2 separate regions of the Homo sapiens genome follow, and region 1 is linked to region 2. A link is a loop called in an ENCODE intact Hi-C map of the cell type or tissue named here. Cell type or tissue: heart right ventricle. All regions are shown on one strand. Links, peaks and the distances in the headings refer to the core of each region. The heading gives the core; the rest is flanking DNA. Region 1 overlaps LOC105375535 (a long non-coding RNA gene). Region 2 overlaps DENND2A (DENN domain containing 2A).

Region 1 (5,372 bases), core at 121-5,120, 52 kb after region 2:
TCTCAAACTCCCGACCTCAGGTGATCCCCTCACCTTGGCCTCCCAAAGTGCTGGGATTACAAGCATGAGCCACCGTGCCCAGTCTTTTTTATTTTATTTTAACATTTATTTCAATTAATTTATATTGAGACAAGGTCTTGCTATGTTGCCTAGGCTGGCCTTGAACTCCCCACCTCAGCCTCCTGAATAGTAACCCTGTTTCTTCCACACAGAGCAGCCCTGGAACACTGCAGTACATTTCTTCCTTCCTCTCCCTCCTTTTCCTCCAGCGTCCTGCTGAGGAGCGCAGGCCTTGATTGGAGGGGCACATTCAGCTCTGCAGCAGGTTGCTCAGCCTTGAAATCCCAGCTTTTTAAACCCTTCATCTGTAGGGTGGAAATGGCAATGGCTGCGGCCTCCTAAGAGCGCTGTTTTGAGGGTTTGGTATGGTGCCTGGCCCATGGGAGGACTCACGGGTACTCTCCTGTTGGTTATTATTTTCCTAATCTCCTTTTTTTTTTTCCCCATGAACACAGAGTGTCAAGGTTGAAGAATGGGAGGCAGGCAGTTTTTCTTCTCCTACATCAGCGCTCAACTCCCCCTTCCTCCCCACCCCTTTTAGGTCCAGGATCGTCTACCAGCACGCACAGGCAACAGAGCTGGCTTTATCTCAGCCATAAGCCAAGGGAGTAATGCATTCAATGGGCCTGCGGCTCTGTCTCTTGCTCCGACACTGGATGGAACAGACTCTCTCTTCCAGGCTCTGACTGCCTTCCAATAAAAATTAAAATAAAGAAACCAGGCCGGACGCGGTGGCTTATGGCTGTGATCCCAGCACACTGGAAGGCCGAGGCGGGCGGATCACCTGAGGTCATGAGTTCGAGACCAGCCTGGCCAACGTGGTGAAACCCTGTCTCTACTAACAATACAAAAATTAGCCAGGCATGGTGGCAGGTGCCTGTAATCCCAGCTAGTCGGGAGGCTGAGGCAGGAGAATCACTTGAACCTGGGAGGGCAGGCAGGTGGTGATGAGACAGAAGAAAGATCCTGCCAGCCAAGAGGCCAAGAAGGAATGGATCCCAGTGACCCAAGCAGGGGAGCCAGATCTCAAGGGGATGGTTTGAGTCAGGGATGCCCCAAGGAACTGCACTGCCTGTTCCTTCCAGAGGGGGGAGCCACAGTGAGGACATGGATTGGTTCTTGATCCAGAACTCTCCCTCCAGAGGAGCTGGCCCTGGGCAGAGCCGATGCTCACAGGCTTCATGGGGTAACAAAAAGAACATGGGTTGAGCCAGACAGGTCTGGGTCTGTGGGACCTCAGATAAAGCACATAACCCGTTGGGGCTTGGTTTTCCCATCCATGAAATGGCAGGAATGATGCTTCGTTGTTCAGAGTTGCAGGGCGGACCTAATGCCATGACTGGTCAAAGTGCCTGGGACAAAAATGATGCTCTGTCAACATTTACATCCAAAAGGAATCTCAGTGGAAATGAAAACATTTGAGAGAGTGTCCGAAGGCTCTTTCTCAGGCTCTGTCCCCTGCCTTGATGGGTGGGGCTAGCCTTGTCATATCCCTCGGTACTTCCCATTTCCCGTGGTTTCTTCTTTTTTTCTTTTGAGACGGAGCCTTGCTCTTGTTGCCCAGGCTGGAGTGCAATGATGTGATCTTGGCTCACTGCATAGGTGCATAGGTGAAAGGTATACACATGGGAGGCTGGGGCAGGAGGATCACTTGAGCTTGGGAGTCCTGGGTTGTGGTGCACTTTGCCAATCCAGTGTCTGCACTAAGTTCAGCATCAATATGGTGACCTCCTGGGAGCAAGGGACCACCAGGTTGCCTAAAGAGGGGTTAATCAGCCCAGGTCAGAAATGGAACAGGTCAAAACTCCTGTGCTAATCTGTAGTGGGATCGTACCTGTGAATAGCCACTGCACTCTAGCCTGGGCAACATAGTCAGAATCCATCTGTAGGAAAAAAACTGGAAATAATTAGCCTGGGTTCAGTGGTTCATGCTTGTAATCTCAATCTCAGCACTTTGGGAGACTGAGGCAGGTGAATCACTTGAGCCCAGAAGTTCGAGACCAGCCTGGCAACATGGTGAAACCCTGTCTCTACTGAAAATACCAAAAAATTAGCCAGGCGTGGTGGCGCACGCCTATAATCTCAGCTACTCAGGAGGCTGAGGCACGCGAATCACTTGAACATGGGAGGCAGAGGTTGCAGTGAGCAGAGATTGTGCCACTGCACTCTGGCCTGTGTGACAGAGCAAGACCTTGTCTCAAAAAAAAAAAAAATAAAAACCATAATCATTAAATTATATTTAAAAAGAAAAGAAAAAAGCTATACACACAGTAGATGATTGATGGACAAGAGGTTTATTGATTGATTGATCATCTGGAGAGCTGGTGTGGGGAGAAGAATCACATGTCTGTGCTTAGACAAGTTTGGATGAGGTAGAGCAAGGAAGGAACTTCTCTTAAGGGCAGGGAAAAGTCTACAGCCTCACCCTGACACAGCCTTGGCCAAGCCTCCCCTACATCCCTCCCATCCATAGACCAAAGCCCTGCAGGCTCAGAGCCCACCGAGCCATCTTAGAGAGGCTCTAAGTCAGGGCTTACAGATGTCAGGGCTCCCCTTCTAGTCTCTTGCTGGCACCTGATGCCTTTCCTCCACAGAAGGCCACCTCCCCCCTGCCTCTCTCATTCCATCTCTAACTCCATCCTCAGCCCATTCTCCCACCTAGACACAGCTGGGTGCCAGTTCCTTGCAGGCCCTCCTGGCTGCCTCTCTCTGAGGAAACAAAACCAAGCCAAGCATCCCACCCAAACCTCAAAACCAGGCTTGGTTTGTTATTGGTCCCAATCAGATGCAATCCAGGAGGTGTGGGATAGGAGTGGGAGGGGTAGAGGGGGAGCAGAGGCCACCCAGGAGTGTGCAGAGCCCAGACTGAAGCCCTAAGGCTCTTTCATCCTCCCTGGCTGCGAAGGGCTGGTCTTTGGCAGAGATGCCTCTGTGCCCTCTGTCTTCCGGGGACGCTCTCACACCTACCGCTTTGGCTGGGACTATAAGATGGGCAGCTGTTGAGGCCCACTAGGGGTGCTGTGGGGCAGATGGTCTTTGTTTATTACCATGGATGGCTGACCTTTGCTGGCTTACCACGGGGAATCCGGGAGAATCTCTGCATTGGCAGACAGCATCTCAACATATCATTTTGAGATAAGAATCATTTCTGTTTGATTTCATGACCCTAATTTATTTTGGACTGTCTTTTTTTCACACAAAGAATTAAAGTGTCTGTAACTTCATAAAGACTGGCGTGTTTATGACAAAAAGCAAAGAATAAAGGTGTGAACTTTCCAGGTCATTCATCACTAGGCAAAGTCTCAAATATGAAGCCTGCCACACCAAGTACCCTCTACACTTACATTCTTTCTGTTCCTTTTGGACGATGTATTTGAACAGTAAAAAAAAGGAACAAGAATGTGGTGATTTGGATACTTTTTAGAGGCATGGCTTTCTGTGTTTAAGCTGTTGTAGCTCTTTGTGGTCACTGTGATTTCAGAATACAGGACAGTCAGGCCAGTGAATCCAACTCTTCTGTGTGGACTTCTGTGCACAGGATGAAAGGCACCTACCTCTTGCTTCTGAGAGACTTCCCTGCCTACTTTCTGGCCCAACGAGGCAATCTCTTCAGAGTCAGGAGAAGGAGTGAGGTAATACGCTTCATTAAAGATTTTTTTTTTTTTTTTTTTTTTTTTTCTGAAACAGAGTCTCACTCTCTCACCGGGCTGGAGTGCAGTGGCGTGATCTCGGCTCACTACAACCTCCGACTCCCTGGTTCAAGGGATTCTCCTGCCTCAGCCTCCTGAGTAGCTGGGATTACAGGCACGCACCACCATGCCTGGCTAATTTTTGTATTTTTAGTAGAGACAGGGTTTCACCATGTTGGCCAGGATGGTCTTGATCTGACCTCATGATCTGCCTGCCTCAGCCTCCCAAAGTGCTGGGATTACAGGTATGAGCCACTGCGCCCAGCCCTCATTAAAGATTTTAATCATGCTGGACACAGTGGCTCATGCCTGTAATCCCAGCACTTTAGGAGGCCAAGGCAGCATGATCACTTGAGGCTGGGGGTTCAAGACCAGCATGGGTAACATAGTGAGACCCCCATTTCTACAAAAAATAAAAAATTAGCTGGGTGTGGTGGCACACACCAGGGAGGTTGAGGCTACAGTGAGCCGTGATCTCACCACTGCACTCTAGCCGGGGCAACAGAACAGGACCCTGTCTTACCTGTCTCAAAAAACAAACAAAAACAAGAAGAAGAAAAAATATATTTTATTTTATTATTATTTTTTTGAGACAAAGTCTCACTCTGTCACCCAGGCTGGAGTGCAATGGCGTGATCTCGGCTCACTGCAACCTCTGCCTTCCAGGTTCAAGCAATTCTCCTGCCTCAGCCTCCCTAGTAGCTGGGATTACAGGTGCCTACCACTGCGCCCAGCTAATTTTTGTATTTTTAGTAGAGACGAGGTTTCACCATGTTGGCCAGGCTGGTCTTGATCTCCTGACCTCAGGTGATCTGCCTGCCTTGGCCTACCAAAGTGCTGGGATTACAGGTGTCAGCCACCGCGCCCAGCCAAAAGAAGAATATGTGTATGTATATATATATATATATATATATATATATTTTTTTTTTTTTTTTTTTTTTTTTGAGACGGAGTTTCACTCTTGGCATGCCCAGGCTGGAGTGCAATGGCGTGATCTCAGCTCACTGCAACCTCCGCCTCCTGGGTTCAAGAGCGTATCCTGCTTCACCCTTCCGAGTAGCTGGGATTACAGGCATGCGCCACCACATCTGGCTAATTTTGTATTTTTAGTAGAGACGAGGTTTCTCCATGTGGTCAGGCTCATCTGGAACTCCCGACCTCAGGTGATCTGCCTGCCTCAGCCTCCCAAAGTGCCGGGATTACAGGCATGAGCCACTACATCCTGAGATGTAGTCTCTGTTGCCCACGCTGGAGTGCAGTGGTGTGATCTTGGCTCACTGCAACCTCCGCCTCCCAGGTTCAAGCGATTCTCCTGCCTCAGCCTCCCGAGTAGCTGGGACTACAAGCATGCGCCACCATGCCCAACTAATTTTTGTATTTTTAGTAGAGACGGGGTTTCGCCATGTTAGCCAGGATGGTCTCGATTTCCTGACCTCGTGATCCACCCGCCTCGGGCTCCCAAAGTGTTGGGATTACAGGTGTGAACCACTGCGCCCGGCTGAGAAGAAAATATTTTAATCACACCAGGTTATGAGCTAGGCATTACATCCGTGTCCTCATTGCCAGATCACCCTCTTTGTACTAAAATCCACCCCAGGCCCAAGGTCAGCCTTCAGATCTCCA
Region 2 (5,372 bases), core at 270-5,269:
TGAAAGCTCCACCTCCTCGGTTCACACCATTCTCCTGCCTCAGGCTCTCGAGTAGCTGGGACTACAGGCGCCTGCCACCATGCCCAGCTATTTTTTAAAATTTTATTTTTAGTAGAGACTGGGTTTCACCGTGTTAGCCAGGATGGTTTTGATCTCCTGACGTTGTGATCTGCCCACCTCAGCCTCCCAAAGTGCTGGGATTACAGGTGAGAGCCACCACGCCCAGCTAATTTTTCGTTTTTAGTAGAGACAGGGTTTTGCCATGTTGGGCAAGCTGGTCTTGAACTCCTGACCTCAGGTGATCCGTGCCCTGCCCTTTTTTTTTTTCTTTTTTTGAGACAGAGTCTGGCTCTGTCGCCCAGGCCGGAAGGCAGTGGGGCGATCTCAGCTCACTGCAACCTCCGCCTCCAGGGTTCAAGCAATTCTCCTGCCTCAGCCTCCTGTGTAGCTGGGATTACAGGCACCTGCCACCATGCCTGGCTAATTTTTGTATTTTTTGTAGAGATAGGGGGGTTTCACCATGTTGGCCAGGCTGGTCTTGAACTCCTGGGCTCAAGCGACCCACCCACCTCAGCCCCCCAAAGTGCTGGGATTACAGGTGTGAGCCACCATGCCCGGACCACCTAGCATTATTTCTACAGCCTACATAAATGTCAGGGACATCAGTCCTCCCCTTCTGAGGTTTAGGTAGGTGATTAGGCTCCCTGAAGAGGAGAAATGTGATCACACCAATCCTTCAACTGCTAACCTAATTCTGTTCTCTACAAATATTTTTTTTAACTTGAAAGTTTTAGTACCTTCATTTACACATTAACTTTGAGAGAAAGGAAACTGTGAAAGGTTAATGAACGATAACCACATCCAAACAGGCTTCTCTCTAATTTAAACATTTTCAACATTCATTCCACATCCCGCCTGCAAGTTTAATAAGTAAACATGCGAGTCACATTGTGCTCAAAGTGGGTGATACAAAGGCGAGAGGTCCCTGCCTTTGGGGAGCCCACAGCCTGGGGAAGAGGTGTAACCTCCACTCAGCCTCACTTTACTTCCCAGGTCCTCAAATGATCGTTTGATATTTGGTGCTTCTGAGTTTCAGAGATGCTAGAATGAGCTGGTTGTTCCAAAGAACTTTGCTGAAGGGCGTTATAACCTATGTAATAGCCAAATTTCAACAACCAATGCCAAACACTGTGATTCTGAGTCGTATTTTGAATGTTCTTCATGACTTCTCCATATTTTTGTAAATGAAATGCTAACTTAGAGCTCCTCCCATTTGGACAATGCGGAAGAATCTCAAAGCTGAACTCGTAATCCTATTGCCTCTCTGATGAGAACCAACTCCTTGCCCAGTGTTGCCATCCAAAGGTTTAGGTCTGAAACCTGGAAATCAGACTCCTAGCCTCCCTCCCACTTACTGCCTACGTCTAACTAGTTAACCCAAGTTTTACCTCCAAAGCATCTCTTGAACCCACCCACTTCTCTCAGTCCCCGAGGCAGCTACACCACAGGGTAACCACAAGACCTCACTGTTTCTCCCCATCGCCTCACCGCACCTGCCCATTGGTGCCCACCCAGTCTCCAGGCTGCTGACAGGATGGTCTCTTAAACAAGCAAATCTTTTTTTTTTTTTTCTTTTTTCTGAGATGGAGTTTCACTCTTGTTGCCCAGGCTGGGGTTAAATGCTGTGATCTAGGCTTACTGCAACCTCTGCCTCCTGGATTCAGGCGATTCTCCTGCCTCAGCCTCCCAAGTAGCTGGGATTACAGGCACCCACCATCCATGCCTGACTAATTTTTTGTATATTTACCCGAAACGAGGTTTCACCATGTAGGCCAGGCTGGTCTCGAACTCCTGGCCACAGGTGATCCACCCCCTTCAGACTCCCAAAATGTTGGGATTACAAGCGTGAGCCACCGTGCCCGGCCTTAAACATGCAAATCTGATTATCTCTCTCCCCTTCTTAAAAATGTTCCTTTTTTCCATTGCCCTTAGGTAATAGGCCCAAATCCACACCTTGTGTATAGGTCCAGAAGACCTTCAGGCCTCACCCCAGACCCTTCCTGGCCCTCAGGCCACACTCCTGCCTTGCAGTTCCTCTGACATGATGCAGTCTTTCCTGTCTCAGGGCTTTCACCTATTAGTTCACTCAAACTGAACGTCCACTCCCCACCCTCCCGCTGGCCCGAGCGTCACTTCCTCTTGATCCCATCTGTTTCCCTGATAGGCTACACATCCCTGCTGAATGTTCCCATGGCACCAGGATTCCTCACAGCACTGACAGGAGTTATGATCACGACACCAGCTGTGTCCTTCCAACTATTACTGGTCTGCAAATCCCGTGAGGACAGAGTCTCCGTCTATCTCGCTCATTATTACATTCCTATGTCTAACACTCGATAGGTGCGTGGTAAATATTTGTTGGTTGAATAAGTGAATGAGTATTTTATTTTATTATTTATTTATTTTCGCTCTGTCGCCAGGCTGGAGTGCAATGGCGCATCTCAGCTCACTGCAACCTCTGCCTTCCGGTTCAAGCGATTCTCCTGCCTCAGCCTCTCAAGTAGCTGGGACTACAAGTGCGTGCCACCATGCCCAGCTAAATTTTGTATTTTTAGTAGAGATGGGGTTGCACCATGTTGGCCAGGAAGGTCTCGATCTCTTGACCTTGTCATCCGCCTGCCTCAGCCTCCCAAAGTGCTGGGATTACAGGCGTGAGCCACCTTGCTGGACCATTTTGTTTTTTGAGATGGAGTCTTGCTCTGTGCCCAGGCTAGAATGCAGTGGCAGGATTTCGGCTCATTGCAACCTCCACTTCCTGGATTCATGTGATTCTCCTGCCTCAGCCTCCCGAGGAGCTGGAATTGCAGGTGTGTGCCACCATGCCTGGCTAATTTTTGTGTTTTTAGTAGAGACAGAGTTTCCCCATGTTAGCCAGGCTGGTCTCAAACTCCTGACCTCAAGTGATCTGCCCACCTCGGCCTCCCAAAGTCCTGGGATTACAGGCATGAGCCACCATGCCTGGCCCCGTGAATGAATATTTTAAAAGCTGGTTTTAAGTGCTACATTTACTGTTTATAATTTATCCCTACTTCAAGATTTAAAAAAAAAAAGCAGCTGTATTATTGAGTTAATTTTTAGTAAATTGTTTTGAATCCATTTCCCCCAGGATTATTTTCCTCTATGGATTAAAAAAGCTTGGCTACAGGCCAGGTGTGGTGGCTCACGCCTATAATCCTAGCACTTTGGTAGGCTGAGGCAGGCAGATGGCTTGAGTCCAGGAGTTCAAGACCAGCCTGGGCAACATAGCAAAACCCTGCCTCTACAAAAAATACAAAAATTAGCTGGGTGTGGTGGCATGTGCCTGTGGTCGCAACTACTCCGGAGGCGGAGGCAGGAGAATCACTTGGCCCAGGAGGCGGAGGTTGCAGTGAGTTGAGATTGCACCACTGCACTCCGGCCTGGGAGACAGAGCAAGACCCTGTTTAAAAAAAAAAAAAGCTTGGCTAGCCTGGCACCTAGCGACCATTTAAAACATCATCCAGCTGGGTTAGAAATCAAGGATGCCACGCGCTGACTTCCATCCTCCTCCTCCAGCTGCCAGAGTCTTTCTGCCTGTCTCTCCTGAGTGGCCACGGCAGCTCTTCCCCATGGCTCGCCATACTCAGGAAGGGCTTTCCTACCACCAGGTGCTCAGGGCAGGCGGCTAGGCAGGAGGAGACTTCCGTTAGCTCTCAGCTTGCATTCTGTTATCGGGTAACTCCTCCACCGTGTACTAGGATCACTCACAGGGTTTCTGCTTTTCTCTATCCTGGATCTAAACCCTAAATGTCAGAAGGAAAAACTATTTCTGTCCCTCATTGTGGCTAATATCCAACGATTTCCACCTTTCAATGAGAAATGACATGAAAATCACTCTTGTAATGGACAACAGCAACCTTGGAAGAGCAAGCACCGTCTCTCTGTTTTCCAATGCAGCTTCTATTGAAATAAATGGCTTTACTAAATCAAGTTTCTCAGAAGCTTCCAGAGTAGCTTTTGCTCTAAACATCAACTTAATCAAACAATGCGCTCCTTTGAAGACTTGAAACATTCAGTTTTTAGACGTGGTAATTCCGAGTTGTCTCAGGGATGCCTTGCTGACTGAGATGGACCACAGCTTGGCTGGTAAGTTAATTTTAACTGTTAAACCTGTGAGAGCCGAGGGTTGCTGCCCAGCCAGAGAGCTGTGGGGATCCGTATCAGTCCCATAGAAGATGGAAATTATGGAATCAATAACAGCACAGTGTGATCTGGCAGCCATATAATGACTGAGGTTTCACGTCCTCAAGAAGTTCTGAAAGTCTTACACTAAAGCTCCAAGGAAAGGCCAAATCTATATGATGCCAAAATAATCAGCTGAAAAGTTGAAATTTTGGTCATTGCAGTTATTTGGTTTCATAAAGATCTACAAGCTGTCACATGACCAGGTTAAACTAAAATTTAAAAATCTGAATTCCAGTTAAGACATTTTGAGTATGTAGATACATGTGAATTCAGGATGGTGCTCACACTTAAAGAGTAGTAACTTTTCTTGTTAAATGTCGGCCTTAAGGCATTCTTGCCAGAGCTATTAAGTGTATGCCATAAAACACATATAACCAAGTTAATGTTGTTGTAGGAACCTTATCTTTGGAATTTCCTGACATTTGAGGGTTTCTCATTTTCCATTTTAGGATTGAAGGCCTAAGTCCTTGCATTTAATTTCCTGGGGCTTTAAAGAAATGAAGAAAGAAAAGAGAAGACAGCAAATAGAGAGGGAGAGAGAAAAGGAGGGAAAAGGAAGGAAAGAGAAGAGGAGAAAAGAAAAAAGAAGAGAGAGAAACAGGAAGAGAAAAAGAAAAATACGCTTTCTTAAACCGAGGATCTGAATCCGCTGGTTTTGCTCTTAAGGAGGTGAAATAATTGGCCTATGAAAATAAGCTGAATACATTCTCTAAGGCACACACAGCCTGGCCATGAAATTTGAAACCCTCATAACCTCTAAATCCTTAATCATTTCTTTCTTCAACCTTGGTTTGGCTTTCCTCCCTCAAAGAGGGTGGTGCGTCTGCCAAATTCGTGGTACAGTCCTTTTTGTTTTTAAGAGATAGGACCACAATAAAGAGCATACTTTATTTTTTTAAGAGTAGAAAGTGAATATCTTGCCCTAATCACCTCCATTGTACTATTTTAAACAAAATGAAAAACCCAAAGTCAAAATTGTTAAAACACAGCTGATGAAACCATATTCAAACTGGCCAAGAAAAATTTCATCTTTGGACTGAAATAAGTAACTTTAGCTGTTTATAAAGAAAACACTGGAAGACTGAAAAGCGCAGATGATAGTTAAGAGA

Evidence for each region. Hi-C counts contacts between places; a loop is a spot of excess contacts. Peaks named below come from ENCODE experiments on the same cell type or tissue, not always from the same donor. Only the 100,000 strongest peaks of a DNase experiment are listed, where the experiment ranks them.
Region 1: a loop joins it to region 2, with 2.3 times the contacts of the local background. A loop is called at or near these places in 24 of 110 quality-filtered maps.

Annotation. Positions count from the first base shown.
Region 1 is chr7:140,644,180-140,649,551 of GRCh38, forward strand. It overlaps LOC105375535 (a long non-coding RNA gene), which reads left to right. Exons shown (of 6, transcript XR_928047.3): 2 at 3,542-3,692. It also overlaps the pseudogene RN7SL771P. Among named protein-coding and RNA genes, the nearest start is that of DENND2A, 6.1 kb to the left of the region's middle. RefSeq lists a silencer at 2,954-3,129. In heart right ventricle, for the core only: CTCF peaks have their summits at 1,152 (motif pointing right) and 3,067; no DNase peak of the experiment used is centred there; H3K27ac peaks cover 447 bases.
Region 2 is chr7:140,592,283-140,597,654 of GRCh38, forward strand. All of the region lies in intron 3 of DENND2A (DENN domain containing 2A), which reads right to left. Among named protein-coding and RNA genes, the nearest start is that of DENND2A, 46 kb to the right of the region's middle. RefSeq lists enhancers at 1,609-2,109, 2,047-2,341. In heart right ventricle, for the core only: no CTCF peak of the experiment used is centred there; a DNase peak (open chromatin) is centred at 2,202; H3K27ac peaks cover 3,230 bases.